Linked DNA regions of Homo sapiens: all the other regions are linked to region 1. The links are chromatin loops, found by intact Hi-C in ENCODE. Cell type or tissue: IMR-90. All regions are shown on one strand.

The links. Hi-C counts contacts between places; a loop is a spot of excess contacts. Peaks named below come from ENCODE experiments on the same cell type or tissue, not always from the same donor. Only the 100,000 strongest peaks of a DNase experiment are listed, where the experiment ranks them.
Region 2: it touches region 1 in a loop (7-fold over the local background); 50 of 110 quality-filtered maps call a loop at or near these places.
Region 3: it touches region 1 in a loop (3-fold over the local background); 9 of 110 quality-filtered maps call a loop at or near these places.
Region 4: it touches region 1 in a loop (5-fold over the local background); 45 of 110 quality-filtered maps call a loop at or near these places.
Region 5: it touches region 1 in a loop (2.5-fold over the local background); 8 of 110 quality-filtered maps call a loop at or near these places.
Region 6: a loop joins it to region 1, with 4 times the contacts of the local background. A loop is called at or near these places in 43 of 110 quality-filtered maps.
Region 7: it touches region 1 in a loop (8-fold over the local background); 39 of 110 quality-filtered maps call a loop at or near these places.

Annotation. Positions count from the first base shown.
Region 1 is chr5:32,707,713-32,711,712 of GRCh38, forward strand. It overlaps NPR3 (natriuretic peptide receptor 3), which reads left to right and starts at 3,609. Exons shown (of 8, transcript NM_001204375.2): 1 at 3,609-4,000. RefSeq lists an enhancer at 3,970-4,000. In IMR-90, a CTCF peak has its summit at 2,204; DNase peaks (open chromatin) are centred at 2,219, 2,449 and 3,269; H3K4me3 peaks cover 1,972 bases; H3K27ac peaks cover 1,704 bases.
Region 2 is chr5:33,421,050-33,425,049 of GRCh38, forward strand. TARS1-DT (TARS1 divergent transcript) reads right to left here. Exons shown (of 3, transcript XR_001742630.2): 2 at 2,929-3,097. Among named protein-coding and RNA genes, the nearest start is that of TARS1-DT, 18 kb to the right of the region's middle. In IMR-90, a CTCF peak has its summit at 2,191 (motif pointing left); a DNase peak (open chromatin) is centred at 2,182.
Region 3 is chr5:32,792,339-32,796,338 of GRCh38, forward strand. No RefSeq gene overlaps it. Among named protein-coding and RNA genes, the nearest start is that of NPR3, 83 kb to the left of the region's middle. In IMR-90, a CTCF peak has its summit at 1,968 (motif pointing left); no DNase peak of the experiment used is centred here.
Region 4 is chr5:33,297,723-33,301,722 of GRCh38, forward strand. It overlaps LOC124900637 (a long non-coding RNA gene), which reads right to left and starts at 251. Exons shown (of 2, transcript XR_007058725.1): 1 at 10-251. RefSeq lists an enhancer at 1,947-2,472. In IMR-90, CTCF peaks have their summits at 390 (motif pointing left) and 2,400; a DNase peak (open chromatin) is centred at 2,389; H3K27ac peaks cover 160 bases.
Region 5 is chr5:33,368,703-33,372,702 of GRCh38, forward strand. No RefSeq gene overlaps it. Among named protein-coding and RNA genes, the nearest start is that of TARS1-DT, 70 kb to the right of the region's middle. In IMR-90, no CTCF peak of the experiment used is centred here; DNase peaks (open chromatin) are centred at 1,619 and 3,159; H3K27ac peaks cover 2,247 bases.
Region 6 is chr5:32,850,609-32,854,608 of GRCh38, forward strand. No RefSeq gene overlaps it. Among named protein-coding and RNA genes, the nearest start is that of LINC02120, 95 kb to the right of the region's middle. In IMR-90, a CTCF peak has its summit at 2,199; a DNase peak (open chromatin) is centred at 2,063; H3K27ac peaks cover 533 bases.
Region 7 is chr5:33,179,597-33,183,596 of GRCh38, forward strand. No RefSeq gene overlaps it. Among named protein-coding and RNA genes, the nearest start is that of LINC02160, 48 kb to the right of the region's middle. In IMR-90, a CTCF peak has its summit at 1,505 (motif pointing left); a DNase peak (open chromatin) is centred at 1,495.

The DNA.
Region 1 (4,000 bases):
TAGGTGGGTTCTTAGTTTAGAGGTTGCAGCCAGGATGCCAAGGGAGAAGAGTTGCAGAGACTGTTACAGTTGGTGGTGGAGAAAACTTACTTCTGATAGAATTTCTAATACACTTCAAAGAATCACATGTTAGTTTTCCTATATTAATGCTGTCTTTCCTGGTAGTGAGAAATAACATATAGACAGTAATTTCATTTCATAGAGCTGGAAAATAAACCGTTGAATACTTTATAGAAAACTTGCCACCTTATTGTAGTAGCTTGCCACCTTATTGTAGTAGCTTTAAAAAAAAAAAAAAAAAAAACAACCCAAACAACAAAACATGGTTTGTGGATATTAAGTAAAACATTTCTAAACCTCATAAAAAGTCTATTAGTTTCTGAAATATCCTGTTTAGAGCTAACATTGTCTTTCTTTCAAATGGCTAATTTTCTTTCATTTTGCAGCATTTTCCCATAACTTTCCTTTGGTTTCATTCAACAACTGAAGCCAGAAAGGAAGCACCTAGTAAAAAGGTTACCACTCTTTTGAATGTTAAAAAAATACTTATTTTTCCCCATTTCAGTGTTTTACAGAATTGAAAGAAATAATATTTAAAAATTGAGTCAAATAAATAAGTTATTTCTATTTTTTCCTTTTGATTCATTTTTGTGATTAAAGTGCTGCAAAAATTCTATTACAAAATGTTATTTTTGGGTTTATTGTGCTGTATTAGCCTCCAAACTTAGCTATATATATATATAAAAATTTGATATAAAGAATGTTATTACTTAGAGTAGAAATTAACTTTGTTCCTAACACTTTCACATGATGTAACTGGTGGTCCTTGGTTTACTTTGAATACAATCCCATTTAAAAATATTCTCAGGGGATGAAGAGGTATTTAAGTATATCACTTATACTGTTTGGGCCTTAATTCATCTAGAGAGTAAGGGGTGTCAGGCTGGGTGACTTAAGTCTTCTGGCCTGAAGATTTAGAACTACTTATTTACACAAACTTTCAGTTGGTTGCAAAAATTCTAACTTGATGGAAAGTAAACAAACCCGTAACTTTGAAATCCATACACTTACATTACTTGGTGGGTCTTCCCATAATCTTGTGACTCTTTTCATTTGAAAAGGTTTTTTAAAAACCCTAATTGTTGCTCACTGGAATTCTTAAGGGGTGTTTTGAGCTTCAGCAAAAGCATAACACTGGCTTTTTTTTTTTTTTTAATTCGTTCCGCTGCTTGGTTTGGGGTCTCTTCCCTTCCGCAGCTTGGTCTTGTTGCTGCTCTTGAGTGTGACAAACTGCAAGTCGAGAGCTCTTGTCCAAAAGCTGCGGAGAGGCTACGGGCACTCACCCTTACTTAAGCGCACTGCCCTGCTGTTGAACTGCAGGCGAGGCTAGGTAGCATCTGGGATGGGACAGGCGTTCACACCGGTGCCACTGAAACCCCAGACTCTCCGCATAAACCCACACCACACGCGGCAGAATCATATCGCCATTGGCTGGTGTTCCGCAGACACAGGGCATACCGCAGAGTAATAGGAAACACTGGTTCCTACCACTGTGGCCAGTGGTAGGACTGGGTCTCCGAGGCAGGACCTTTCTTGGAGTCTCGGAACCCCAGCACAGTGCCTGGCAACCAGTTTCGAAATCCATTAAGACCCTTGGAATTCATGATTTAGTTCTTGTTTTGTTGTTGTTCTTTTTCTTTTTTTTTTTTTTTAATCTGTGCTGCCATAAACGCCTGCCCTTCTGCAAATTCAGGAAAGATTTAATTGCTGTGGAGCACTAAATCTCAATTTCCAGTGTGTGTGGATTACCCTGTTTGTGGAATTAAATTTTATACAGATGTCTCTTTTGCTCCTGGTTAGTGGCTCTAATTAAATAAATGGAAATTCTCGCAGGAATTAGAAGCTCCTACTTAACAGTGAAGATTTCGGGATCACAGTGCATAATCTGAATATAAATGACCCAGAAGCTGAAACATTACCCATAATCACATTGACGGTTCCAGAAAGAGCGATAAGGAGAGTGCTGTTAAGGGAGGCGAGCGCTGACGCCAGAAGTTGCCATATCCCCAGAAACCCCAGTTTGCCTTTTCACCGTCGCAAGTGAGAACCAGAGCGCGTTAAAGGCCTCGGAGTAAAAAACGCAGCGTCTGGGACTGCGGCACCCGGGTTGAGTCGGGTGCAAGTTTCTGCCGAAAGAGGGCGTCGGTCTGAGACTAAAAGAAATTTGTGGACACGGACGCCTAGTCAAATGAAAGACCATTTTAACACATTTTCAATGTATTTAAATGTGCGGGACTTAATTGTCAGAATTCTCCCGCCCAGTGTAGCCCGTTCACATTGCAAATGACTTGGCTGCAGTAGGCACAGAAGGTCCAGTTCCATTTTGACCCGCCCCGCCGCGCGGCGGACTCCCGCGATGCTCCTCTGGTCACGGACTTCTCCAGAGCCGCTTCCCTCCGGTCTCCACCGCTGCTGTGGCTATGGCCAGTGGGAGGACTGGGTCTCCGAGGCAGGACCTTTCTTGGAGTCGCGGAACCCCAGCACAGTGCCTCGAGCGCTCCAGAGAAGGAGCGGTTGGATCTTTGAGCACTCAGGTTGGAGGGGAGCGTGTGTCGTACCCGGGGGACCTACCGGGAACGTTTTGGGAAAGACAGTCCCTTTATTTAGGTACCTGGTTTAGCAAACAAAGCCCCGAGGACGCTTTGGGGATGCTTTCCAAGCTTTGTGACACCTCCAGAAGTTGAACCATTCCCTCGCCTTTGGGAGCAACAAGTTTCACTTTCCTGCTCTCAGTGCGCTGACAGAGGGTCCGTGAGCTGGGACACTGTGACCTCGGCACCGCTGCGATTCCAGCGCAAACCTGCGTGGCCCAGGGGGAGGGGGCTGGCGCGGGGCTGAGGAAGGCGGGGTGTAGGTGACGCCCGGGCCAGCCGGGCACACCAGGTCCGCGATGGAGCCATCTGCACTGGGACCTTGGTCCTTGTTCCCTGACCTTGCGCCGAGGGACCAGGAAGGTCAGGTGCTCGCCCCGCGTCGGTGCTTCAGGAGGGAATGTGGCCAGAACGAGAAAGGTGAGAGCAAGCGGCACCTAAGGATTTTTGCACCGAAACCACAATTTCTAGAACCATCCCTTTCCCCCAGTCCTGGTTTTTTTTTTTTTTTGCACGGTGTGTGTGTGTATATGTGTGTGTGTGTGTGTGTGTGTATGTGTGCGTGCGCGCGCGCATTTCTCTACTTTAAAGCACGTTTCCTTTTTTGAAGCCAGGAGCTGGAGAGCGTGGAAAGGGAGAGGCGGTGATCGCACAGGCACGCGGCGTGGTGGGGGCTCTTGCCGGTGCAGACGTGGGCGATTTCAGCTTTAAGGAAAAGGCAGAGGGCCTGCGGGGAGTGGTGGTTAGGGACAGGGGCGCGATGGGTAGTGAAGGGGTGCAGGGAGGAGCCCTGATGTAAGAATGTTAATGAGAGACTCCCCCAGCCCAGCCCCCACATCTCCCCACCCCCACCCACCCCACCCGCTGGAAACACAAGCCCGGCCTCGGCGCGCCATGTGTGGTAACACGCTCAGCCGCTGCCACGCTATTTAAACGCGGGCTATGGATCCAGGAACCGGCGCGAATCAATGAGATCAAATGCGAGGGAGATGCACCGTCAATTACAAACACTTGGACAAGTCTAACTTTTTTTTTCTTCTACAAAAACGCTTTCAAAAGCAACCTTAGCAACGCCCAAATAAGAAGCCACCTCTAAGCAAAATAGTATATGTATAAACGGAGGGCGAATATATACAAGTATATATATATGTATATTACAGACGCACAGGTTTACACCCGGTGAACTTTTTCTTTTTCTTTTTCTTTTTTTTTTAAGAAAAACTAGTGACATTGCAGAGAAGGACGCTTCCTCTCTATCTTTTGGCGCATTAGTGAAGGGGGTATTCTATTTTGTTAAAGCGCCCAAGGGGGCGCAGGGACCTTGGAGAGAAGAGTGGGGAGGAAAGAGG
Region 2 (4,000 bases), 710 kb after region 1:
TTATTTTCTTTCCTAGATGGCTCTGGGATTAAAGCAAGTCTCAAACTCGAGGTAGAGTTTTGTAGCCAAGTTACAAGAGCTTGACAAAGTTTATCATGGGAACGCTGACGCCACCTTACAACAATGTGACTAGCACCACTATAATGTTATCAAAATATGTGGGAAATAATTTGTTTCAGTAATAGAGAAGAGAATATAAAATTGCCACACTGAAATAAAGTACATTTTCTAATTGTTTGCTGATTCTAACACAACAATTTTGCAAAACATGAAGTAATTTGAGGGAATGTAGAAATCCAGTTAGCACATACATGAGAGATATGGGCACGTGATATCCAACTTGTCTTGCTCCCTCTCTGAAACCAACTGGAATATTCCTGCAACATGCAACTTTTGTTTTTTAAGTATAAGTTCATCAAGAGGATTTAAAAAGAGGTAGAAAAATACTGAAGCCTGACCACAGAAAACAGGAAAAACAGCCGAAGGCCTCAATTTTCCAACCCAGGAATAGATAAAAAATACAACTGAAAATAGCTCAAGAAAGATATTACACAGGTCCTGGCTTTCCTTCATTTTGGAAGTGAGCAGGGAAAGCAGAACAAAGATGGGGAGAACGAATGCAAGAGCTGGTCTCTTACGGTCGCAAAGCTCCATCCTATTTGGATAGCCATGGTTTTACCTGCATTCATGACACATCACATCTCAGTATTGATTCAGAGAGTGGTCCCATTTTCTCATCTCTGGAAGAATCTCTGTGATCACTTCTTAACTTTTGGAAAGTAGATTAGTCCAGCTACTTCATCATCCACAGAGAAGTTAACCTCTGGGCTTCCCATATGTTCTAGCTCTTTAATGTTGAGCTCTTCCAGTTTCCGTAGCTCATCTCCACAGGGAGAGCTCTTCTTGGGAGAATGTGTCCATTCACGTTTTCTAACTATCATCATCTTGATAGCTTACAACTATATAGAACTTTCCATTTTCCACAACTCCTTCAAATATCCAACAGCACCTCTGTGCAGTAGTATTATTCTTCTCAGTTTACTGAGGCAACAGAGCCAGTATTAACAGGCTCACTATTTATATACATAATCCAACCTTACACTCACTCTGGAAAAAGGATTTATTGTAACTTCACAGTTATAAGAATTACATAAATGACTTCCCTATATAAGCAATATTTAACTGCTTTTGGACACCAAGACTTCATTTTGAACATTTTGTAGAAAATCCTTCTCAAAAGGCTTGTATGTCACAAAGCACTGTCAATATAATTTAACCTGTTCTCGAAGACACAAGGTTGTAATCAGAAACATCTGTTATTTTGTAATGATGTAAGATAGATTTGTTTCTTTGAGTCTAGCAATCCTCCCCTCTCCTCTTATCAGGCTATCTGCTGCAATTCTGCCTCTTACAGCCCTGTTTCTCTCTCAAATCCTCTCGCACAACTAAGTATTGGGAATCATAAATAAGAGAACCACAATTATTAAGAACTGCATGTTAGACAAAGTTCAAAGGATTACATAAAAATTAATGTTAATTAGTTTGGTTCAGAAACCTAAAAGTTATTTCACTTCTCAAAGAAAGCTGTTTTAAAAAACTTATTTTCTATCCAGAGCCATTTTAAGAAAAGAAAACCTGAAATTCCCAAAGTCCGAAATTCAGATAAGCTAGGTGTGTGTGAACTTTAATTTCCACTTTTATTCACATCTACCCAATTTCTTACATCATCCTGTAAATTATCTTCAAATAGGGTTTTAAGGCAGTCTAGTAATCTATGAGTAATAACTACTTTTTATCTATTGTTATTGATATTATATTGAATCATAGAATTTTTTAACAATTGGTTCCCCAAATTACTTTGAGTGATAGTTCAAGAAGAAAAAGAAAAAATTATCATTACCAAAGTTGACAGCTGATGTAAAAACATCATTTCAAACATCATTCATTTTAAAGAGAGATGGCTCCACTGGAATAGAAATCAGGAGGTCTGGTATTAATGCTAGCTAGCAGTGTGAATTTAGCTAAGTAATTTGATCTATCCAGTCCAAATAGTCTTTTTTTTTAATTAACAGATATGATTGAACAAATACAGTTTTTAAGGTCCTGCTCAACTCCCAGATCTTGATATTTACAAAAAAAAAAATTAGAATAGCAAAAATCTGTGACAAGCGTGACATCTAGTGGCTTTTCAGTTTATATACATCCTGACCTATCAAGAATTCCAACGAAGTCACCATTGATTACTATAGTCTCATGCATGCAAATATTTAGAATTTTTAACTTAGAGGAATCTAGGGGATCATATACTTCAACCTTCTCATTTTCCACTAGTGAAAACGGAGAACCAAAGTGGTAATTTTTGTCCATGCTTAAGGTCACAGAGGTAGAGGTTGCCCAAAGCCTACTGACTCCCAATCCAGCATGTTTGTCATTACATTTGTACCCTCAAAAGCCAAAGAAGGAAAGAAATAATACTTTAAAAAATTGTATTCCTTTGTACAAAATTATTTTCTAATATCAAACCTGTTAGTGATAATTACACTGTTTTGTAATGTTTGTTTACTTATTTAAGTTTTTCTATAAGTTTCATGAGGTTAGAAACCCCAGGCCTCACTCATCTTTGTAGCTCCAGCACCCAGGCCTATACTGACCCTATCACTGATGCCCTAATCTATCTATCTAGCTAGCTAGCTAGCTATCATCTATCTAATCTATCTCTATCATCTATCTAATCTATTATCTATCACCTATCTATCATCTCTATAAAGCAAGAATAGTACATTGTCAATATATCCTTTTTAAAATGTAGTGGGGAGTGTGTAATTTTATAAAATGAGCACATATTGTATATGATTTGTGTGACCAAAAGGAAAACACATTTATTGGGCTGGGTTTTCCCACCTTTCCTTTGAAAAACCAAGTATTTACCTTCTGCATTATTTTGGTGGGGCTGACCCAGTCTCCTGCAGTCCCAGTGAGTTCATGACCAAAGCTTGGCAAGTCTCCATTTGTCTTCCAGTGGGCACAGTGACTGGCTCAGGGACTTTTCCGGTAAAGCCACTGGGAAAGATGGCTCCTCTTCCTCTGGGATCTTGAGCTACAAAGATGTAAAGATAAAATAGAAAAATTAGTGGCCCTTTTCTCCTGGCACATGGAAATAGCTTTCGTAAAACTGAAGTTAGCACGTGAAGGGAAGCAGAGATAGAGACTGGATTCATCATTAAAGCCTCTGAATCTGGCCATGCCATTTTTTGTTTGTTTAAACTTGCTTGAGCGGGTTTCTGTCTCTTGAAATCAAGTGCTGATAATATTAAAATATATCACTCAAAGGCTGAGTGCAGTGGCTCATGCCTGTAATCCCAGCACTTTGGGAGGCCAAGATAGGTGGATACTTGACGTCAGGAGTTCGAGACCAGCCTGACCAATATGGTGAAACTCCATCTCTACTTAGAAAAAAAAAAAAAAAAATTAGCCAGGCATGGTGTCACGTGCCTGTAATCCCAGCTACTTGGAAGGCTGAGGAAGGAGAAGTGCTTACCTGGGAGGTGGAGGTTGCAGTGAGCTGAGATCATACCACTGCACTCCAGCCTGGGTTACAGAGCAAGACTCTTGTCTCCAAAAAAATAATAATAATTAAAATATATGACTCAAAAAAGCAATTTTTTGAGGACAAGCCTTTCAGTTCCCAACTGTTTCCATGCAAAACAAGGCAGTTTTATCAACTCAGCTTGAAAATAGGAAATCATATCCTAGATATGAGATACCAATTATCTCTTCCTCCTTCTCTTAATGCTTATATTGCAGCATCTGATTCAGCTATTGAAAATGTATTGCGAATCTTTTTTCAATCCTTTTTTTATCTTTAATTTTAGGTTTAGGGGTACATGTGCAGGTTTATTATATAGGCAAACTGTGTGTTTTGGAGGTTTAGCACACAGGTAATGTTGTCACCTGAGTAATAAGCATAGTACCTGATGGGTACTTTTCTGACCCTCTCCCT
Region 3 (4,000 bases), 85 kb after region 1:
TGGGGTGGGGTAGGGCATGGGGGCATGGCAGGAATGAAGGGTAGAGACAGAAAAGTTCTGGAAAACAAGATTTCCCACTGTGACTTTTCCATCTCCGTTTTGGGAAACATGGCCTCCTTGAATCTTTCCACCATATTCCTACCTCCCCAGTCCCCTCTGAATTTCATTTCATGCATACCCAACATCCCATGATGGGCTAAAGATGCCTCATGACTGGCTCTTGGGGCTGTGCCCACTGAAGAGGCCCTAGGGAGCTCCAAACACCATTGATTTAGAGCTCTGCCCTAATCCTAAATCAGGGGCATCTGGCATTGACTTAAATAGCAACTACTATAGTGGGAGATACCAATGGCCATGTGTCTTTAAAAAAAAAATACTTTTTTTTTTTTTTAGATGGAGTCTAGCTCTGTCGCCCAGACTGGAGTGCAACGGCGCGATCTCGGCTCACTGCAACTCTGCCTCCTGGGTTCAAGTGATTCTCCTGCCTCAGTCCCCTGAGTAGCTGGGATTACAGGTGTGTGCCACCACGCCTGGCTAATTTTTGTATTTTTAGTAGAGATGGGGTTTCGCTATGTTGGTCAGGCTGGTCTTAAACTCCTGACATCAGGTGATACACCCGTCTTGGCCTCCCAAAGTGCTGAGATTATAGGCATGAGCCACCACGCCTGGCCAAAAAATAGCACTTTTATAAACCATCCATTAGCATCAAACTAGAGTCAAGAAAAAAATTCCCTTTGCAGGCCTGTGCAACCCTGATGATCATTAGCTGCTGAAGTTCTTGAGGAGTGGAGAGGAGGAGGAAGATGAGCAGGGCATGATGGGCTATGTGGTTTGTATTAATCCGTCATGCCATTTTCTCACATGCTGCCCCTTCTGTCATTTCCATTTCATAGATGGCGACTCTCTGGAGCCAGACTCCCGGAGTTTCATAGCCTGGCTCCGATCCTTGTGTGAAAATGAGGATAATACCAATTCCAACCTCATGGGGCTACTGTGAGAACTTTACGCTTAGGATTCTGCCTGGCAGGTAGTGAAAGATTCAGTGGAATTACTATTATACTCTCCTGTCTCCTTGGATAAGGAGACAAACCTCTCAGTTGGTAATTTTTGAGGCCTTTAAGGCAAAAGGAATTTCTACTGTTGAAAGCCGGGCAGCCCACATTTCTTTCTTTTCAATTTGGCTTGATGACAAGTTGCCTCGACCTCTTGGAGGATGAGATGAAAGGCAAGAGGTCCCTTTTCTGTACACCGCCCCTCTCTAAAGGGTCCCGATAAGGGCCGAGAAAGGGACAGTGATAGCCACATTGCCTCTGAAGCTTTCAGAGGGCCTGCGCAGCTTTACTCAAATCTGGGTTCCCTCCTTAGAGTGTAGGCGCCAATCCTGGAGCAGTAGGCCATACATGCTGTACCTGCCTTCCACCCCCTGCTTTCTCCCCTGGCTGAGATGGGTCTGGGGACTGCTCTTTGGAGTTCATCACCTCACTGCTGTGATTGGTCAGAGCAGTTCCTGCCATGACATAGAGGACTCGTGTGTCCTAAAGAAGAGCCTCCCACCTCGGTGCCCTCAGCCCCAGGTCTTTCCCGATAATGCTGGCATTTTGTCCTAAATGCAAGAGTAGCACCTCATTAAGGGTGTTGGTGGGCAGGGGATTTCCTAGTGTAGACAAAGGAGGTTTTTATTCCACTGCTACTCCAATGGCTCAAGAGAGACCAGGCATCACACAGGCTGGCAGAGAATGCTGCATTAAAGTGACCTTTATGGACTAGAGGACATGAGGTTCCTGGTACCCACAAGATCCTCCTACTCCCAGTGCTAGCAGCTACAGAGACCAGAATAGAGATGACATCCGCTCTTCTGGAAGGGCCTCTGACAGTTCAGTTCAGAATGAGGATGGAATAAAGCAGATCTGGGAGGCTTACTCTAGGCTGTGTCACCCCCTCCATCCCTTGCACAGTGATCCCTGCTAGGCTCCCTCTGGTGGTGCATAGACTGGTTCTGTGGAATGCTTGAGAAGGACTAGCAGTGCATGAAGAGATAGGTGTTCCCCCAGTGGGAACCTCTTGGTGATATCAAAGATACACTTTCAGGCAAACATCCAGCAAGAGGCTGACTCTCAGTAGAATTTGCCACCTGTCATTTTAACCATATACTACTTTATGACTATTCTCAGCATTTTATTCAGAAGGAAAATGAAGACAGCAGAATGTATGCCATTCTCAATTTGATGACACTAGCTATTTATTGAGAACATTCCACATGGCAAAGTGGGGCTTAGGCACCTTAGATATGTGCAGGTTTTGCACTCTCACAGCACCCCTATGAGCTAGGACTGTGGTTATCCTATTCATCTTAGAAATGTGTAAACTAGGTTGCAGGCAAGATGGCCAAATAGGAAGATCTTTGGTCTGCAGCTCCCAGCAAGATCAACACAGAAGGGGGGTGACTTCTGCATTTCCAACTGAGGTACCCAGTTTATCTCATTGGGACTTGTTGGACAGTGGGTGCAGCTCACAGAGGGTGAGCAGAAGCAGGGTGGGGTGTCGCCTCACCTGGAAAGAGCAAGGGGTCTGGGAACTCCCTCCCCTAGCCAAAGGAAGCTGTGAGGGACTGTGCCATGAGGAATGGTGCATTCCACTCCAGATACTACGCTTTTCCCACAGTCTTTGCAACCCACAGACCAGGAGAGTCCCTCGGGTGCCTATGCCATCAAGACCCTGGGTTTCAAGCACAAAACTGGGCGGCCATTTGGGCAGACACCAAGCTAGCTGCAGGATTTTTTTTTTTAATACCCCAGTGGCACCTGGAATGCCAGCAAGACAAAACTGTTCACTCCCCTGGAAAGGGGGCTGAAGCCAGGGGGCCAAGTGATCTAGCTCAGAGGATCCCACCCCCACAGAGCCCAGCAAGGTAAGATCCACTGGCTTAAAATTCTCTCTGCCAGCATAGCAGTCTAAAGTTGACCTGGGATGCTCGAGCTTGGTGGGGGAAGAGGTGTCCACCATTACTGAGGCTTGAGGGTGGTTTTCCCCTCACAGTGTAAACAAAGCCACCTGGAAGTTCAAACTGGGTGGAGCCCATGGCAGCTCTGCAAAGCCACTGCAGCCTGACTGCCTCTCTAGATTCCTCCTCTCTGGGCAGGGCATCTCTGAAAGAAAAGCAGCAGCTCCAGTTAGGGGCTTATAGATAAAACTCCCATCTCCCTGGGACAAAGCACCTGGGGGATGGGGCAGCTGTTGGTGTAGCTTCAGCAGAATTAAACATTCGGCCTGCTGGCTCTGAAGAGAGCAGTGGATCTCCCAGCACAGTGCTCAAGCTCTCCTAAGGGACAGATTGCTTCCTGAAGTGGGTCCCTGACGCCCATGCCTCCTGACTGGGAGACACCTCCCAGTAGGTATTGACAGACACCTCATACAGGAGAGCTCTGGCAGGCATCTGGTGGGTGCCCCTCAGGGATGAAGCTTCCAGAGGAAGGAAGAGGCAGCAATCTTTGCTGTTCTGCAGCCTCTGCTGGTGATACCCAGGAAAACAGGGTCTGGAGTGGACCTCCAGCAAACTCCAGCAGACCTGTAGCAGAGGGGCCTGTTAGAAGGAAAACTAACAAACAGAAAGGAATTGCATCATCGTCAACAAAAAGGACATCTACACAGAAACCCCATCCAAAGGTCACCAACACCAAAGACCAAAGATAGATAAATCCATGAAGATGAGGAAAAACCAGTGCCAAAAGGCTGAAAATTTAAAAAAAAACCACACATCTCCTCCTCCAAAGGGTTACAACTCCTCACCAGCAAGGGAACAAAACTGGACAGAGAATGAGTTTGATGAATTGACAGAAGTAGGCTTCAGAAGGTGGGTAATAACAAACTCCTCCAAGCTAAAGGAGCATGTTTTAACTCAGTGCAAGGAAGCTAAGAACCTTGAAAAAAGGTTAGAGGAATTGCTAACTAGAATAACCAGTTTAGAGAAGAACATAAATGACCTGATGGAGCTGAAAAACAC
Region 4 (4,000 bases), 590 kb after region 1:
AACCCTTACCTGTAAGTGTAACGTTCTTGTATCGTTTCCACCCTGAGAGCACACCAACAGACAACACGAGGCGGTGTGGAGCAACATGCTGTTTTAATGACGGCCTGGGTGCAGGCGGGCCCCAAGTGACGACTGGGCAAAGTTTTATAGTCTCCTGTAAACAGTAAGTGTCACAGTCCGATGTAACTGCTACGTTGTACCCGGATGGCCTTTTTCTGGATCTTCGTGTCTTCCGGCCAGGGTAGGTGTCTTCCCCCGGCTCTCTTCCTGCTTCTGCTATCGCGCACCCTGCTGGCGCACCCTGCTGGCGCACCCTGCTGGCGCACCCTGCTGGCGCACCCTGCTGGCGCACCCTGCTGGCGCACCCTGCTGGCGCACCCTGCTGGCGCAAGTTGCGCCTTGGGACTGGGCCTGAAAAGGGAGGAGTTATTCATCTTAAGCTTTCAGGCCCGGGGAGAATCTTACAGTAAGCCCTCTGGGAGTTTGAGTCTTAAGCATGAACTGCCTGATTCTCCTTGCTTGGCACTCTGCAAATAAACACTTTCCTTTCTCCTGCTGCAAACCTCAGTGTGGATATCTGGTCTTCCTGCGCTGGGTGAACAGCGGTTTGATACCAAAAGCTCCAGAGAAACTGCAACTAAATTCTTAGATGCATCTAGTACTATCTGTTAACTAAATGAATAATATAGTTTGCTCACAAAAGTATTCCTATTTAAAAAATATATATATATGTGTGTTTTGTGACTAATAAAATACCAAGTCAGGTACAGTGTTACTGAATTCATAGTTGCTTTTTGTCACTATGTGTTTTCATTGTCAACATACACTATAAATATAACTATTATCATGCAACATTCCTTCAGTTTATTTTCTCCATCTTATAATTTTCAGACAGACTAGGAAACACTACCCCCAAAATATCAAATTACTATCAGCATAATTTCCTAATAAACCTGTTCACCATGCTCATCTCAGAGTTCTGGGTAAAGTGATTTCTAGTTGCAACACAGTACATATGGACTTAAAAAGTTTGTAAATAAAACCATAAAAGAAAAAATATAAACTAATGATTATTTTTTAGTGAAAGGAATAGACTTGATGAATGTAAAGGAAAAAATATGACTATGCTACCCAGTAAAATGCCAATAGTCTTTCAAGCAGGTTTCTAAAATCCTAGCAACTCCCTGGAATTCACAATTCAGTAACCCAATATTTGAAGAAAGAAAAAACAAGAAAATGAACAACATGCTAGCATATCACTCCTTCCATAATTGTTGCTCATGCACACCAGAGCATGGATGAAGCTGAATGCACAACTTTTATGTTTAAATTGATAAAGGTAAAACTAAAGAGGGAAAGGGCTAATTAAGCATGTTCTTCAGCATCTTGCAAACTGAAAAAAAAAAATTACAAATAAGAAGTAAATTTTGAAAAATGAAAACTAACTTCTTTGGCAGAGAAATAATTAAATATTGAGCTGTTCCTAAAGGATTATTTTAGAAAACTCCAAATTTTTACTCTTAATTTTTACTCTCAATTCTCACATAATTTTTCGGTACAATATTGTAAGACACGCAAAATATTACTTAAACGTGTTTATAAGAAATAGAAAACTTTCATCGCAGAGGGTTTGATCACATGATTCCCCAGTTGCCCAAATCATCCTTTCTTTGAAGCGCATTGGTGATAAGGGAGATAAAAATAGTTTAAAATTCCACCCTGCTTATGGGATTTTTTTTAATATTAAGCGATCCCTCAAATTCCCATTTAGCTGTAACCCCCAAGGCAGTCTATTTAAGTTAAAAACACACACATACACAAAAAACAGGCAGAAGCAGTCAAGTGGAAAAACAAGAAATAAGAGTATTGAGACTAGTATATACTATTTTTTTAGCAAATCACTTCAACTCTCTGGGTCTCATGTACCTAGTTGTAAAATGCAGAAGTAGGATTGCTAAAAATCTATGATTCTACAGTCAACAAAGCATAGGAGGTCTCTTTCCTTGTAGCTAGAGATGTGGTAAGGACAGAGTCTCCCTAACCGCAACACTGCCCAGCTCACATAATTTCACTCCCTCAGGCTAAGCCTGTCAGCATGTCTTCTGGGGAACAAAGAGAGAACTCTGATGAAATTAGGGCAACTAATACCCAAGGGACAATTACAATACAGTGATTATCTTCTACAATTACTGGCTTTTAGTTTTCTCAAAGACTTCAGGTTTATCTATGCTGAATCTCCTTTGGAGAGATCCATGATGTCTCGAAGCAACATAGCTAAATTCCTTTTCATCTAAAAGTCATAGCTTTTGACAGATGCTATCATGGAAGGAAAGAAAGCACATTCTGTACCAGCTGCAATTACAGTTGAAGCATTAAAAAAGAAATGTTAGAGGTGGTGGTGCCATCTAGCTGCTGTAACGGTGAGACGTAACCTATTTTTATAAACTCCTGTAGGAAAGCACATATTCTGATCGTTTTCTATAGGCAATGAAAGGCATAATCTTTCTTTCTGTGTAATATCTCCTTGTAGAAAAGTAAACAGAGGCTCAGAGAGGTCAGTCAGCTAGTCAGCTAGTCAGTAGTAGAACCAGGATCAGAGCCTGGTTCTTTTGATTCCTCTTTCCACTTCCTCACCACTAATGAAAGACAGGTCCCTAATCTTCAAAGCAAGTTCTGCTTTCACATCGCCTCTCCACACAGCAAATAAATCACTACATTACAGAAGTATTCTCCCCTTCTTCCACGTGAAGGAAAATGATTTACTAGTCACCCTCTGAAAACCTATTTCTAAGAAGATCCCCTAAAAAGGAGTCAAAGGTATCTGAAAACTTCCAAAATTAGTAACTAGACAGTTTTGTTTTCCACTTGGAAATCCCTATAACCAGGTTCCAAAACCACCACAAAGCTTGGCCCTGTCATACCAGTATTGAAGATTTCCTCCCTGCTAACACGTAGGAGGACTGACTACACTAAAGCAGAAACATAATCTTTCTCTTTTTCTTCTAGTCACACTTGTATTGCTGTTCCCCAACAAAGGCATTGTCAGAAATGGAAGAAAACGGATTCAATGTCACTAGCCCCTGAGGCCCTCTCCCCAACCTTGCGCCCACAAAGAAACCACTCTCCTTGAACAGAGCAGCACTTCTAAGAAAGTTCCCCAATAAATATATACCTGCATTCATACACGCATATCACCACCACTTTGCTTGAAACCCAGGATATTTTTTTAGTTACAAAAGTAATTTTTTTGTGACTTTTTTGTAATAGTTTAATGAATATAGAAGAGTTTAAAGAAAAAAACAGTTTCTAGCTTCCCTACTCAATCCCATTTTCTTGACAAAATCACCATTAATAATTTGGTGTATAGATTCTTTATATTTTTTATGTTTTATGTTTGTGTAAATATATGTAAAGTATACATATTTATACTGTTTTCTTTCTTCTTCTTCTTTTTTTTTTTTTTTTTTTTTGAGATGGAATCTTGGGTCTGTTTCCCAGGCTGGAATACAGTGGCATGGTCTCAGCTCACTGCAACCTCTGCCTCCTGGGTTCAAGTCATTCTCCTGCCTCCGCCTCCAGAGTAGCTGGAACTATAGGTCCACGCCACCATCCCCAGCTAATTTTTATATTTTTGTAGAGATGAGGTTTCACCATGTTGGCCAGGCTGGTCTCAAACTCCTGACATCAAGTGATCCACCCACCTTGGCCTCCCAAAGCCCTGGGATTACAGGCATGAGCCACTGCGCCCAGCCTATAGAGGTTGTTTGTTTGTTTGTTTGTTTTCCGTGAAATTAGACTAAGCATTTTACTCCAAAATTTGCTTTTTATTCCGTTTATCTTTCTGGATATCCTTCCATGTTGATATGTATAGCCTTAACTCATATGGTTTAATAGCCAAATATGGCCAGGCACGGTGGCTTGCCCTTGTAATCCCAACACTTTGGGAGGCCAACGCGGGAAGATTGCTTGAGCCTAGGAGTTTGCAACCTGCCTGGGCAAC
Region 5 (4,000 bases), 660 kb after region 1:
GCTTAGTAATTTCTAGTTTTTTATTTAAAGTTAGAGACATGCAATTCTTCCTTTCATGTGAACACTTAGAGGCCATTGTAGGGTTATTAATTGGCCTAATTTCAACATTGCTGTCTCTCAAGGAATAGGGAGGCCTGAGGAGAGGGAGAGAGAAAGGAAACAGTCAGTCAGTGGGGCAGTCAGAACCCACACATTTATTAAGTTTGCTATTTTATAGGGGCATGGTTTGTGGCACCCCAAAACAATTACAATAATAATATCAATGATCACTGATTATGGATCGCCATGACAGACATAATAATCATTAAAAAGTTTAAAATATTGCAAGAATTACCAAAATGTGATACAGAGACATGAAGTGAGCACATGCTATTGGAAAAGTGGCACCACAGACTTCCTTGATGCAGGGTTGTCACAAACCCTCAATTTGTAAAAAACACAGTATCTTCAATGCACAATAAAATGAGGTATTCCTATGTACATTCTCTAAAATTCATCAAATTGTACACTTAAGATCTATGCATTCAATCGTTTGTAAATATTACCTCAAATTTAAAAAAAGCTACTTCTACATACATATATTTCTCTGGTTTCTCAACACTGTTAACTACAGCACATAGATATTTCTTAAGAGTTGAGAAAATTGAAAGTTCTAAGAGGGCATGTTCACTGATACATGGCAAAGCTAATGCTAGAAGTAGGTCTCTTGATTTCTCGTCCAACATGACTTCAAATACAAGAGTAAACTGAGACAACATAAAGCACAAATATTACTGAAAAAAGAGAGGAGGCAACAGAAGAATTGCTAGCCTTGTTTGAAGAAAATATGGAGGAGATAGAGAGCATCACAGGACAGAAGGCTATGTGGGTGAAGTGGGAGTTATCCAAGTCCATTGCTAATATGCTCTGACTTACTTAATGCAGGTGGCATCTGCTCCTCTCTGCCAAAATGTCTCAAGCTATTGAGAGCAAGAACCATATTGTTCTGACTCTTTAATCAGGTCCCATAGCAACGGCATGCAGTAAACTCCAGGCATAAATACTGTCACTTCAGCTTTTCCTCTGGGTCATCAAATTCTGCTTCTTTATCACTTCTCTCAACCCCTTCCCAATGAGGAAGGGACACTGTTAAGTCTCCCTTGGATAAAATCTGAGCCACTTGACTCTACTTTTCCTAATGGCAGATGCCTTGAAACCAGGAGAAGCATAAAAAACTTTGGGCTTTCTGTGGGATAGGGTGAGTGTTTAGTGATTAAAATAAAAGTCCATTGTGCTTTATTCTTCCCTCCAGATCTTATCAACATGGAAAATAATGCCCTTTACACAATGGCAAGGAAAAGTACAATGTGGTCTTTAATCTGTCCTTCATGTAAACACATGAGCCATTCGGCACCAAGTAAGCAAAGAGCAGTTTTATTAAGTGGGCAAGGGGGTGGGGGGTGCGGGGGGGATCCTGTCACTTTCACACAATGCATCAGAGCTGGGCTGTGTAATGTCACTATAGTCTTAAGGTAGAACTACCCACTAAGGAGTTCTAAACTGCTCCTGTTTTTATTGGCTTGGATAGCCTGTGGTTTAACTGCACGTAGCTGAGTGACTCAGTAGAGTTCATTGACGTACACTACCCTCATTATCTACAATGCACTAGCTTTTAGGACTGGAAGGTTCCTTAAAGATCCAGGGTGTGGGGAGTGGCAGATGGAGTGGGGAAGGGTCAAAGGTGAGGAGTGGTCCAGTTTCACTACAGATCTGTCAGAGCTTGTGACCTGCATCTTTCCTGTGGATCTTAATATACCATTGAGTCTTTGATTATTTCCTGTTCTGTTAGTCTCTAATTGCTCCATCCGTGGTGGCTTTGCTTGCCTAACTACATCAAAAGCTCCCAGGAGGAGATCTTATTATAGTGCTAGGCCACAGCAGACAGTAACTACATGCCTTTCTCACAATTCTCATGTCTGGCACCTACTATGTGCCAGACAATGGATTCTTACAATTACCCTATGAGAGAGGCACTATAATCCTCACCTTACAAATAAGAAAGCCAAGGCTAACAAACTAGGACATGGCAGAGCTAAGATTCTATCTCACGTCTAACTTAAAATCCCATGGACTTTTCATTAATCCATTTCATTAATCATGACATTTCCATTATAAGAAAACTTTTTGTAGCTACCATTACCTATGTAACTCTCAAACTTTAGTAACTGCTTCCTATTACATTAAATTAAAACTTTCCAAGCTACCTTTTTGCATTATTTATCTTAGCCATTCTTTAAAAATTAGGAATTGTCGGCCGAGTGTGGTGGTTCATGCTTGTAATCCCAGCACTTTGGGAGGCCGAGGCTGGTGGATCACCAAGTCAGGAGTTTGAGACCAGCCTGGCCAACACAGTGAAATCCCGTCTCTACTAAAAATACAAAAATTAGCTGGGCGTGGTGGCAGGCACCTATAATCCCAGCTACTTAGGAGGCTGAGGAAGGAGAATTATTTGAACCCAGGAGGTGGAGGTTGCAGTGAGCCGAGATGGCGCCACTGCACTCCAGCCTGGGTGACAGAGCTAGACTCCATTTCAAAAAAAAAAAAAAAAAGGGAATTGTCCCAATGACCAATGGTTGGGATTTTTTACTTGTCCTGCTGGATCCATTTTCTCCATTTTTCACCCAGCTCTGTCCCCTGAAAGTCCAGGCCTTTATGAACATCATTCAGTTCTCTTCCCTCTGGATTTCACTTGGGTTTAGCCAATGGGAGGCACTGGATGGAGGTCAAGGAAGGGAAGAGAGTGATGATGATGACAATGTTTTTTCTTGATTTTATAATTCTGACATGACTAGACACTGCAGAGCTTCATTGGCTTGGCTGGGATCCTCTACAATGGCCACAGCACCTATCCTGTGGTTGTCTTCTAGAACCATGGCTATTCTCTTTAAGGCCAAACTTCTCCCTTCAGTTGCCCATTCAGTTTTAGGGGTACCAACTTCTAACTCACTGTTGCAAACCCCAGGGTGCTTCACCATTCCTTGTTACTTTCCCTTATAACCAAGTTACAACTATGTAAATAGTCCCTAGGTTGAACTTTCCTTGTTCAAAGTGGAAATTGTTCCATTTGATGATCTCACTTATTTCCCGCAGGGACTCAGATTGCTACAACCTGAGCTCTGAAATCTGTTTTAAATCACTGATGAAATGTAAAATGTCTTTTCTGTATACATTTACACATTAATTCCACAAATATGTATTGAGCAACTATTGTGTGCCACATACTGGGGAGCAGATGTGGCCACTGCTCTCCTAGAGCACATAATATAGTAGGGTAGATAGATATAAATGGGTAATCATACACACTAATGAAAAACTACAATTGTGCCATGCGCTTTGAAGGAAATGCACATGGCCCATTGAGAGCTTATGATGGGAGTCAATCTAGTCAGGGAGATCAGAAAAGGCTGGTATGAAAAAGAAAAACTTGAACAGATATCAAAAGGACAAACAGTTGTTTATTGGGCATAGAAGGAAAGAAAGATCATTCCAGGCAGAAACGAATGGTTGATAAAAGCCAGTACACAGGAACAGAGAAAGCAGGAGGGCACTTGAGGAAAAATGAAGCTGAAGAGGCTTTGTAGACCATATTAAAAATCTGTCTTTTTTTTTTTAGATGGACTTCCGCTCTTTTGCCCAGGCTGGAGTGAAGAGGCACAATCTTGGCTCACTGCAACCTCTGCCTCCCAGGTTCAAGCAATTCTCCTGCCTCAGCCTCCCAAGTAGCTGAGATTACAGGCACCCGCCACCATGCCTGACTAATTTTGTATTTTTAGTAGAAACGGGGTTTTGCCGTGTTGGCCAGGTTGGTCTAGAACTCTTGACCTCAGGTAATACACCCTCCTCGGCCTCCCAAAGTTTTATGATTACAGGCGTGAGCCACCACGCCTGGCCTAAAAATCTGTCTTTATCTTCTAGTTGCAATGTGAAGATTGAATTGGAAGGCCAGAGTGAATAAACATAG
Region 6 (4,000 bases), 140 kb after region 1:
ACTGCATCTTCTTCTCAGAGTGTTATAGAATTATTTTGTCGCCCAAGGTCACACAAATGGTGTTGAAATAGAATTGGGCTCTATTCTCATAAATCCTAGTCTAGGAGAATAAATAGCAAAAAGGAGAAGAGGAATATTTATTGGGTAACAGCAAGAGGAAGCCAAGAAAGTTAGAGAAAGAGTGACCTTGTGTTAGACAGAGAGGGCACTTGATGGGGAACTAGAGAAGCATGAAAAAGGGGAGAAGATTGGGTGTGTGGATCATTCAGTGAAAGCTGATGAGATGGTTTTGTTTGTTTTGCCTATTTTAAGGTATTTAATCACTATACTTCAGTCTGTTTTATCTAATTTGTACAAATTTATGGAGTACATGTGCATTTTCTGGGGTACATGTGCATTTTTGTTACATGCATTGATTGCATCGTGGTCAAGTCAGGGATTTTTGGTATTTGTCAGGATGTTTTTGAAGTCCAGCTGAATCTGGGTTTGCATATGGCTCTGGAAGCTTGAAAAAATTACCCTTTACCTTCTATCTTAATTTCCTCATCTAAAAAATAAGGACAGCCTTTGCCTCATCAAATGGGCATGAAGATTACATGAGAGAATGTAGCTGAGGCTGAGAGTAGGGGAGTGCATAAGTAAGAGCCTGTGCTACTGCTGCTGTGGGCCAGTGCGGCAGGAGGGTGAGGGTGAGGCCGCAGTAAGAGGGACAGGGATTGGCAGGTTGCTGTCTGCAACGCACTGAAGCAGGAAGGTGAGATGGGAGAGAGCGTGGAGTAAAGCTATCATAATAGGGGAGGAGAAGCATGGGCATGGGTGGGCTATTCCTGTATTAAATTCTTGCAGTGGAGGGAATTAAAGCATAATGGAATGTATTATTCTGTGCTCTGTTCTGTGGCAGAATTTAGCAGAGCCTCAATTCTTTTTTTTTTTTTTAATTGATAAAGTACCATTGTATCTCTGGGTCTTTATCTGTAAGCACTATTGAGTTGTGAATGTTAAAAAGAAATTAGGGTTACAGCCCCAGGGCACCATCTCTGAAGACCTTTGTGCTGTCGAGGAACAACAGGAGCATTGCTCTATAAAGCTCTGTATCTATTTATCATCTCCCCAGGGGCTGTTGTAGCCAAGTCACAGCGAAGACCTTTTAACATCTTCCCTAAAAGCTTTGTGCCCAGTTTGACTAATTCACAGCCCCGCTCTCCCAGCATAGCTTTTTCATCTCTCTTCTCTTTTACTACAGAGGTTCTCAATTAGGCTTTTGCGGAAAGGCTATCAGGAATAGCAGAGATTTTTCAAAGTACACATGCCAGCAGCCTGTCTGAACAGGCTTCAGTCATGGGTTCCTCATTGAGACAGTTGATCACATGCAGGCCTAAACTTTCCTTTTACACCTTGTAGTCACATCTCTGAATCAGTCACCTGTTATTTTATACCTGAGCTTGTGGAAACCTCCTCTTTGAGTCCTCATCGTCAGATCATGTCTCGTCGGTCCTTCATCTAAATTCCTTAATTAATCTCAGGGATTCAGCTGCATTCCATGAAGAATGGGCTTATAGTTTAGCCCTTATATTTTCAAGAGGTAATTGTAAATAACTTTGCAACTATTTTAAAACTTCATTGAAAAAGAACTGCAGATCCACTAGATGACAGGATTCAATCTTCCAACTTTCTGCAGAGGCTAAAATTTATGGGAAAGAACAGGGAATTCGCTTGTGACTCAGCAGTGTGACCAGCACTACTCCCTGGGAAGGGAAGAAGAAATCAATGGACAAGGGACCTGAAGGGACTTGTCAGACCCCAGGACACTCTACCTAGGAGGATAGAGTCATGACCATTTTCCCACTCCCTTTTAGGGAGGTCCCACAGTCCAAGGCATGGCCTAGATATATTGTTTCCAAGGCAAGAAGAACCCTCTGGGGGTATTGAAGAGAATATTCTAAGAATCTTTTAAATCAACAGCTTAGCCTCTTGACCATGAGGAATGTGCCCTCCCCAGGGATGCCTGGAGAAGACGGAATGTGCACCAGCCGCGGAGCCTTACCTCATCCTCCTCCCGTCTCTGCTGGCCTCTGCTCTGTAACGTGATAGCAGGACCTTTGTGCTCTCTGTATCTGCTCTCTGGGAGAAACTGTGAGCTGGACTAACTTGCCTTTCGTTTCATCCATTTCCACCTCCAGTGACACTCTACACCCTTATGCTGCCCCCTAGTTGCTCGAAGAGTATTTTGGGGATAGGCAGTATATCAAAGTTTGCAAACTGATAGACCACTTACAGATGTTTCATCTCGAGTCTTTTTTATTTTTAATTATAGGTACCAACATTTGTAATTCAGGAGATAAAATTCCACATTTCCAGGTTCTCTTGAAAAACAACTCCAAGTTCTAGCCTCAACAGACCACATTTCCTCAGGTCACAAAGCTATCCCTTTTAGTTGGGTCTGGGCTCTTCAGTTTGCATTTGCTACAATCCTTACTCCTCCCTTTTACTTTAAATGGATCTGTTTTACTAGATCATTATGACTATTTTTACCCATGTGCCCATAGATCATTTTCGACCTCCAGTGTAGAGATATGATTAAGCACACAGACATTCATCAGATTTGAACCTCAGCCTTAGTGATGGAGAGAACATTACTTAACACCAGACATCATATTTTTCTCATCTGTGAAATGGGGATAATAATACCTACCTCATAAGTTGTTATGGAATTAGATAATTTCTGCACAGCACCTAAGAATAGTATCTGGCTCATAGAAAACTTCCCATTAAGGACGGCTCTTTCTAATACACCTAATAGGGCACTCCTCTCAAAAGCTGTTCCAGGTGTCATGCACCTTTCCTAACCCCTTCCCTCACTTCTCATCTTCTCTCTGGTTGTTCCCAACTCATAAAAACAATCAATCAAAAATTTTAGTCACTCACTCAAAAATTTGGAATAGAATATCAACTAAGTGCCAGTCAATGTGTTAGGTACGGGGGAAAATAGTGCAGGGGAGATACATCTCTATGAGTAACACAAAGTCTCATGTCTCAAGGAGTTCATGACCTATGGTATAATAATGTTATATGTGATCAGAACTATAATTGAGCTATACATTAGGCCATGGATCACTAAGGAGGGCACAGCAATGAAAACAGTTGTTATAATCACTTGTATTTGTAAGTAGTGTGCTCCTAAACCAGCTCTCCTCCAAAAAAAAACAAAACAAAACAACTCTCTGTCACATTTGTCAATTTCTATAGTGTAAATACTTCTACTATGGCCAGTTTCAAGCTACCAATGGCTCAACGATTGACTCTTGTGGCTCCAGCACACACTGTTTGTACATACCTTTTTTATACAAAGCCCCTTTACAAGCACTCTCCTAGCCATAGCTCTGAGCAGGCACAGCTTGGATTATTGTCTATTTCAGAAAGAGAAACTGAGGCTCAGAGAGTTTTGTGACTGTCCCAAGATCACAGAGATGGTGAATACAGTACCAAAGAACAAGGCTTCTCACTTGACTGCAGCCCTGCCCTGTACAGTGCTCCTTCAACTTTTTGGGACACTGGAGAATTAAAAAAATTTACTACCTATGCACCTTTTGTACAAAGCTACAAGAAGACATGTTTCACTAAAATGTGGGAGTAACTAAGAAAGAGGAAGAATGTGATGCAGGCAATAGGCATCCTGCACAAGAGAAAAGTGCAGGGAATTTCAAGGATGTCATTGGTTTTTTACTAAAAAGTCATCTTATGGGGACAGCCTTGCAATAGGTCTAACGTTCAACAGATTCAGACTGAAGTATGTCAGAGGCCCGGAGGAGAATTTTTTCAAGAAGAAAAATTAAATAAAAGGTTGCAGATGTATTCAGAGGAAATGTACCAAACTGGGAAGAGTTTGGTGGTGAATAACAAGTAGATGCAAAAATAAGCAAATGAAAAGACAGAATAATGATTAACTCTAGGAAAAATCAAAGCAGGACAAATAAGGTAACATCATTGTAGCATAATATAG
Region 7 (4,000 bases), 470 kb after region 1:
TCAATTTGCACTTCTATATTATCAGTGAGGCTGAATAACTTTTCAAATACTTAAGGGTCAATTTTATATCTCTTTTTGTAAATTGTTCATATCTTTTCTACCAAGCTTTTGGTGTTTCTTCTCAATTTTAATAGTTCTTTATACATTAGGGATACTAGCCCTTTATTTGGCTGTATATTGCAAATAATTTTTTTCAGTTGTCTGTTACCTTCTTATTTATCAGTTTTTAATGATCCTTTAATTCTCACATATAAAATATACTACCAAGAGCTTATTTCTCTTTCCTATTTACCTTTACCTCTCTTTTATCCTCTCTCTTTTGTTTGCATCATTACATTGTCAGAACATGTAATATTTCTACATTATACTTATATCTTTGTACCCATATTTCTTTTAATCTCATATCTATGATAAAATCTAGTAGATGTTTACCATATACCCCATTTCTGAAGTTTTCCCAGTTGTCCCTTTATTTAGAAAAAAAAACCATCCCTAGTAGACTTTACCTATTGTTCTAAGATCTGAATAAAGAATCCCCAATGCAAAATTTCTTCCTAGTTCCACACTCCCCACTCTGCACAGTTGCTCTATTGCTGTCTTACTTTGTATGTTGTTTTGGAGAAGTCTGACTCCAGTCTATGTTTTCCTCCTTGTAAATCATTTAATATTTTTGGTAGGAGGGCTTAAGAAAATTATTTTTTAGATTTCAAAATCTAATAGTTTTACTAGGATGTGCCTCAAAGTTCACCATTCCAGGTTGATTTTTCCAGCTACCCACTGAGCTCTTACTATATGCACATACAGGTCTTCATTTATTTCTGGAAAGTGTTCTCGAATTAAAGTTTTAAATATTAGCCCTGTTCTATTGTTTTCTTTTTCTGCTTCAGGGACTATAGTTTTTTTTATTATTATTATTTCGATAGTTTTTGGGGGACTGGTGGTTTTTGGTTACATGGATAAGTTCTTTAGTGATGATTTCTGACATGCTAGTGTACCCACAAAGACTATAATTAATATGTCTTCTTCTTTGCCTGTCTTCCATTTCAGCCACTTCTTTTCTGTTCCATTTTACTTTTCTGTGTGTCACTTTTCAATATCTTTTATGTTTTCCTACTTCAATATACCATAAAATTTTCATTTCAGTCTGTCCTCCCTTAGGCACTCTTTAATTTAGTCTTCATATTTATGATAATTTTCTCCTTTTCCTAATTTCTTTCCTGAGTTTAGTCAATCTCTTTTGATTTCTATAGCTTTTTGTCCACTTTGCCTTTAATGTTTTCATATCAACAAATGCTTAAGAATTCTAAATCAAGTTTGGAGCTTTTTATTACATTTTTCTTCTGCTTCGTGATGCTTTCTGAAGACAAATTTTTATCGGATGAAAATTTTGATTTTGATTTTGTTATAGTAGATAGCAGATTTGTATAGATTTATTCACTTTTGTCTAATCCATTTCGTAGATGTGTGGTGGCTTACAAAATTTTTAGTTCAATGGTGCCCTCTTCTGTCAGTGTAGCAGAGTCTAGTTTCTTTAATGGATATTTTGGGGATGGGGGAAGGGCCCAGGAAGGTGGGATTTTTTTTTTTTATGTGGAAATACCATATCACTAAGTAAAGTATTTCTATGTTTATCATTTTTACATAGGTTTTCATTCTATGACTGCATCTTAATGAATTTATTCCGTCCCTAATGATGAAAATCTAAATCGAACACATTGTCAAATTAATCTCCATAGAAACTGTACTAATATATACTCCTACTAGCAATGTGTAAAAAGGTCTACTTCCTCACAGCCTCTGATATGCTATATTGGCTAACATATCTAACATTTTACTCCACAATTTTACAGGCCTGTGAAAAATGGCATTACAGAGTAGTTTTATTTTATATTCATATTATGAGTGAGTTGAGCATTTTTCGTATGTTTAGGGACCATTTTCCTAAATGGTTCTATATTTTCACATCCTCTACCCTAATCTGGTACATTTCTAAATAACTCTTTGAACCTTGAATAGTTTCTGTAATGAACACAGTGCTGGCCCTTGTCTACAAAAGCTGCATTTTAAGAAGTAGAACAATTAGACAAGACTGAACACCTGACCTAGAGGAAGAAAAATCATAGGCTGAACTGATCCAAGCAGATTTCCCTTACCCTTAAATTTGAACTAATCCAAAACTGAGTCACTTAAGCTCATAAGTTCATAAGCTCTTAAGATAAAATATCCTGTAGATTTGGGATTTCAGTTTCCATTGGAGCTAGGACCACCGTAAGCCAAAGTAATCAGCTGGCTGAAGCTACGAGTAAAATGGGAAACAGAATGCTGATTGGCAAGCAGGAAAAAATGGGAAGGACACTCAGTGAAAAATAGAAATCAGAGATGGTATGACTCTGGAAGACGTGAGGAAGAGGCTTAGCTTGCTTCAGTGTGATGGGAATTTCTTTTTATTGTCTTTGATATTGCCTGTTGTAGCCTTTTTTAAAAAAAATTACTTTTTTCTTTGAATTAGTTTGTGTGAATTATTTTTTCCTTGATTAGAATGCCTTTCTTATGGAAAACACTAGTTTTGCTCTCTGTTGCTTCAGGGGTACAAATAAAGCCAATAGATGAAATATACAACGAATCAAAGTCTAACTTGATTATTCAACTTATGGAATGAATTCTCTCAGGAAGGTGAGTGCTTCCTCTTATTGGAACCATTCCAACACAGACTAGGCAATTACTAGGCAGCAATGTCAGAGAAAGGATACCAGTATCAAACGAGAGATTGAATTAGATGCTGTTTAAGCTTTATTTCACAACTGAAATTTTAAGAGTCTATGTATGGTCCTTTTATCTATTCAATGTTTGCTTATTGAATGAATTAAAGACTCTAAATCAAAAATACTTTTATTAAAATAAAATATATTTTGCTACTGGAAGGAATAATTCTTCCAAAACATCTAGAAAACAATTTTCTAGCTAGTGAAAAGGAAATCAGCCTGTAATATCTGGAACTAGTCTGACATGTGTGGCTGGGCTTCACTGTTGTTAAGAAGCTGGCCTTGTACTCACAGTTAGGCCATGTTATTTCCCTGTAGGACATAAACAATTTCACATGACACCAATATCAGAAAAGGTCACTCTGAGACCATGATAAAGTGAGACAAAACAACGTCAGTTTATAATTTTATCTTAGCATAGACAAAATCAAGGTCATTATGTCCCCCACGAAATACCCAACCTCCCTATCTCCTGGCTAATATGAGTGACTGCTGTTCCTTTACAAAAAAATAGCTTTATCCTCTTTCTTGTCTGCCCTCTCTGTTCACTGAGATACCCAGTCACGGAATTGTCCCCACTTTTTGAGAGTACCCAATCTAGAGCAAATCTCTGCTTTCTTGGACCCTCCCAAAAGTCACCCCACCAATGCTCAAATGCTATTATAGGTTCTTTCCAGCACCCTTGTATTGGTCTGCTCAGGCTGCCATATAAAATGCCATAGAATGGGTGACTTAAACAGTAGAATTTATTTTCTTACAGTTCTGGAGCCTGGAAGTCTGAGGTCAGGGTGCTACCGTGGTCTGTTTGTGGTGAGGGGTGACTTCCTGACTTGTAGATGGCTGCTGCCTTCTCGTTGTGTCCACATATGGCAGGGGTGGGAGGAAAAGGAAACTCCCACCATATCTCTTCTTATAACGGCACTAATCCCATCATGATGGCCACATCTTCATGACTTCATCCAAGTCTAATTACCTCCCAAAGGCCCCGTCTCTAAATACAATTACATCAAGATCAGGGCTTCAACATATGAATTTTGGGGGGACACAAATATTCACTCATAACAACACTATTACTGAGATGTCCCACGATTCCATGGGATTTATTCTCTTTCATTTTATCAAATAATAAATCATCAACTTGTTCAACTAAAAGTGTGTTTCTGGTGTTCCTTAACCAAAGAGCATTTTCATTAGAAAATGCTGCCTTTTGCAAAAGTTACTGCCATGTTGTTTCATTA